Linked DNA regions of Homo sapiens: region 2 is linked to region 1. The links are chromatin loops, found by intact Hi-C in ENCODE. Cell type or tissue: PC-3. All regions are shown on one strand.

Region 1 (2,500 bases):
TGAGAATGCTTACACTCTAAAAGCCATACAGAAAGTTACACCTCCTATCAATTTCTTATCCATCAAGGAACACAATAAACAAGCTTTGAACTTTTCCATTTACCAACTTGAAGGAAAGAAATGCTTCATTTTCTTTAGTTTTTTGAAATAATGACTGCTTTTGCCTCTTACATTTATAGCTTCAATAGCCATGATCTAATTTTAAGGGTGAATGCAACCTTTAAACAAGGTTTATGATATAAAAGGAAATTTGTCCATTACAGTGCTCAGAAACTTTTACTCTTTAGGTGAAAATTATTTTGTTGCTGTTATTGTTGAAACACACACACACACACACACACACACACACACACACACACACACGATCATCTTAGGAAGTAATTGGACAAGATTAAAACAATTAATTGTATTTAAAATTATTTAGCAATTTACAGGTTTCTTATTCATTTTGCTGGCTTCATTTATAAGTTATGTATTTTAAATGTGGACACTGAGGAACAAATGTTTAGAGGGTGTGCTGAGGTTCTCAAGGAAAATAATTGTTGTCCTTCGGACAGAATATGATGTTTCTATGCTCCTTATATTAATAAATAGCACACATGTGTATGTGTGGGCAGGGGGGGAGCGGGGTGTGTCCATCTTACTCAGCGTGACTGACTTTTAGGCTGAGATTAAGTCATACTCGTCTACATATTCTTCCAAGTCTCTCACTTCAGTTTATACACCACAGTTGAAAATTGTATTTTAAGGTCAAGCTAGTCGCTCTCACATTCAAAACTACCTCCCATCCTGCCCCTGCCATCCATACATGCAACGAATTAACATGTGCATTTGGAATTTCTGGGTGTATTCTCGGTTCTTGTCACCATTTCAACCTAAGTGCTTCCAGTATTCAATTTAAATAAACGTTACAGTTTCTGGGTGATTTACACCTCTGGAATTTCTATGGCGACTCTATCAAGAGAAAATAATCTGGCCATAAATTACTCACATTAGCTTTTTTTTTTTCCTCACTCAAAATTGACTATGAGCACTAATGAGTCACCACACTTCCTTCCAATACCCTTGGATGCAACTCAGTCATATTTGAGTCTGAAACTAATAAATGAAGCCCCACAGGTCACTGTTAGTTTTGAATCCACATTCTCTCATGCTATAGTGTTAACGACAACAACAAAATCCCATTACAAAAGAAAATATATCAAACCTCAAACAAAGTTTTAGTTGAGAGTAACAAAAATAGTTTTTGGATGCCATCCCTGACAAGTAAAACAATCTTTTCAATATTATAATTGTATAGTCTTATTTTGCATGTGAAAACCACAGATACATAGAATGACAAAATGATTCTAGTTCACAAGTGGTCCCGATACTAAGAACTCTTTTAAAAAATGGAAAAATACAAACAAAATGACTATGACCAAAACCCACTCTTAAAATAGAGTCTGAAGTAAAATTAAACTTTTAGATAATAAATATGATCATTTTATGAAGTAGTGTGGTCTCTTTGTTTAGATTATTATTTCTGCTAACTTTTCCTTGTGTTCAAATCCTGAGTGAAACTTAAAACCATGTATTTCTCCCAGCATTAGGGCTACAATAAAATGTAAATGTATATGGGGGGCTTCTGTGTTAGGAAGAAGTTAATATAACAGCTCGTTTATGAAAAGCTATTGTTTTACACCATTTAAGTAGGAAAAAAAGTTCCTACAGTCTGAAATTGTATCTGCACATTTACAGAAAGGGGGAGTACACTCATCTACCCAATAAAGTAGTCACATTTATGAAATTACTTTATAATTTTTGGTTTTACATTTTACTATTTTGAGAAGGTTCATAATTTGTCTAAGGAGTAAAAGTCCTCATGATAAAGTGATAACACAAAGGAATCATTAATTCCTCAACATGTATTTGCTTGACGTACGTTTTGTGATCAAATAATTATAGTGATTTCCTTTGATAAAAATAATAATTACCTTTTGCCTTTAATTTCAAACATAAGCTATGAACCAAATACTGGAGAATTTTTGCAAGTGGCATAAAAACAATTTATGTCTGCCTATCTGCTGTGAAAGTTGTATAATAAAAAGATACAACACATACCATGCAAAATTTAAATGTGAACAAATTAAGAGCAAAGTTGTAATGGACATTTATTTTTCACTGGGTTTTTTTAAAGCATAATTATTAGTGTTTTTTAAAACTATAGTTCAGATACTTATCAAATATTATCAGTGGGTATACCATATTTTTAAACATTTCCTAGAAAATGAAATGTTTTATTTAAATCTTTTTGTGAATAATATTCAAAACTTCATGCCATAATTTTCCAGAGAAGTTGCTGACACTTAGGTAGCACAAACTCTGACCTGTTCAGGTCACTTAATGATTATGTTTAAGGGTAATTTGGGGGGCAAAGTTGTAGGGATTCACATTTCCTGCTCAGCACATAATTGCAACAGCTGAGGGGTTAGGAGGTCGCCACTCAGTGGAATTGGGC
Region 2 (2,500 bases), 220 kb before region 1:
CCAGTTGGACCTAGTAGACGTTACAGAGCACTCTACCCATCAACCACAGAATATACATTCCTCTCATCTGCACACAGAACATACTCTAAGGGTGACCACATGCTCAGCCATAAAGCAAGTCTCAATAAACACAAAAAATTAAAATCATATCAACCATACTCTTGAACCACAGTAGATTAAAACCAGAAACCAATACTAAGAACATCTCCCAAAACCACACAATGACATGCAAATTAAACAACTTGCTCCTGAAGGACTTTCAGATAAACAACGATATTAAGGAAATTTATAAAATTATTTAAAATGAAGACACACAACATTTCAAAATCTCTGAGATGCAGCCTATACAATGTTAAGAGGAACATTTACAGCACTAAGTGTCTACATCAAGAAGTTAGAAAGATCTCAAATTAATGATCTAACATTACACCTATGGGAACCGGAGGAAAAGGAACAATCTAAACCTAAAGCTAATGAGAGGAAAGAAATAACTAAAATCAGAGCAGAACTGAATGAAGTAGAGACCCAATAATCCATACAAAAGATCAACAAGACCAAAAGTTGGGACTTTGAAAGCATAAACAAGAGAGATAAACCTCCAGCTAGATGAACAAAACAAAAAAGAGAAGATCCAAATAAGCCCATTCAGAAACAAGGATGACATTACAGCCAAACACATGGAAACCGAAAAGATCCTGAGAATATTATGAACACTGGATGCACACGAACTAAAAAATCTAGAGGAAATTGATACATTCATGAAAACATACAACCTCCCCAAATTGAATCACAAAGAAATTGCAACTCTGAACAAATGAATCAGTCATAAAAAACCCTATGAATCAACTAATGTCCCTGACCAGGTGGACATAATTCACAGCCAAATTATAGCAGAAATACAAAGAAGTCCTACTACCAATTCTACTGACACTATTACAAAAAATTAAGGAGGAACTCCTCTGTAACTCATTCTATGAAGCCAGCATCACCCTGATACCAAAACCTGGCAGATAAACAATGAAAAAAAGAAAAACTACAGGCTAATATCCATGATGAACATAAACACAAAAATCTCCAACCAAACACTAGCAAACCTGATCCAACAGCACATCAAATAGCTATACCATGATCAAGTAGCCTTTATTTCTGGGATGCAAGAGTAGTTCAACATGTGCAAATCAATAATGTGATTCACCACATAAACAAAATTAAAAACAAAAACCATGTAATTATGATCATCTCCATAGATGCAGAGAAAGCTTTTGATAAAATCTAACATCTCTTCATGATAAAAATACTTAAAAAATGAGTCACCAAAGGAACATACCTAAAAATAATAAGAGTCATCTATGACAAACCTATAGCCAACATCATACTGAATGGGCAAAAGCGGGATCAATCCCTTGAGAACTGGAACAAAGCAAGGATGCTCACTTTCACTACTTCTATTCAATGCAGTACTGGAAATCTTAGAGCAATCAAAGAAGAGAAAGTAATAAAAGACATCCAGATATGAAAAGCAGTCAAACTATTTCTCTTTGCTGACTATATGTTTCTACACTAAGGAAACCTCAAAGACTCTGCTGAAAGGCTCCTGAAATGGATAAATGACTTCAGTAAAGTTTCAGAATAAAAATTCAACATACAAAAATCAGTAGCATTTCTATAATGTTCAAGTGGAGAGTCAAATCAAGAACACAATCACATTTACAATACCCACAATAAAAATTAAATGTCTATGAATACATCCAACAAAGAGGTGAAAGATCTCTGTAATAACTACACAATATTGCTGAAAGAAATAATAGATGACACACACAATTATAAATTCATTCCACACTCATGGAAGGTAAGAATGAGTATTACTCATGGTCATACTGCCCAAAGCAATTTACAGATTCAATGCTATTCCTGTAAAACTACCAATGCCATTTTTAACAGAAATAGAAAAATAGGATTCTAAAATATAGAACAAAAAATAGCCTGAATAGCTAAAGGAAGGTAAACAAAAAGAAAAAAGCCAGAGGCATCATATTATCCGACTTCAGCTATACAATAAGTCTACAATATCCAAAATAGGACGGTATTAATACAAAAACAGACACATAGACGTATGGAACAGAAAAGAGAACCCAGAAGGAAAGCTGCACACCTATAATCATACGATCTGTGACAAAGTTGACAAAAGTGAACGCTGGGTAATGTTCAATATATGGTACTCAAAAACTGGCTAGCCATATGCAGAAGAATGAAACTGGACTCCTACCTTTCACCATATAATAAATTCACTCAATTCACTCAAGATGGATTAAAGATTTAAATGTAATACTTCAAACTATAAAAACCCTAGAAAAAAACCCAAGCAACATCATTTTTGACATTAGGCTAGGAAAACAATTTATGGCTAAATCCTCAAAATCAATTGCAACAAAAGCAAAAATTGACAATTGGGACCTATTTAAATTAAAGAGTTTGCACAGCAATATAAAAAAATTTTAAA

What was found. Hi-C counts contacts between places; a loop is a spot of excess contacts. Peaks named below come from ENCODE experiments on the same cell type or tissue, not always from the same donor. Only the 100,000 strongest peaks of a DNase experiment are listed, where the experiment ranks them.
Region 2: a loop joins it to region 1, with 1.9 times the contacts of the local background. A loop is called at or near these places in 1 of 110 quality-filtered maps.

The regions. Positions count from the first base shown.
Region 1 is chr10:54,797,189-54,799,688 of GRCh38, forward strand. All of the region lies in intron 1 of PCDH15 (protocadherin related 15), which reads right to left. Among named protein-coding and RNA genes, the nearest start is that of PCDH15, 2.8 kb to the right of the region's middle. In PC-3, no CTCF peak of the experiment used is centred here; DNase peaks (open chromatin) are centred at 683 and 1,003; H3K4me3 peaks cover 1,002 bases; H3K27ac peaks cover 1,547 bases.
Region 2 is chr10:54,579,623-54,582,122 of GRCh38, forward strand. The region is part of intron 2 of PCDH15 (protocadherin related 15); the gene reads right to left. All of the region lies in intron 2 of LOC105378311 (a long non-coding RNA gene), which reads left to right. Among named protein-coding and RNA genes, the nearest start is that of MIR548F1, 27 kb to the right of the region's middle. In PC-3, no CTCF peak of the experiment used is centred here; a DNase peak (open chromatin) is centred at 1,349; H3K27ac peaks cover 1,217 bases.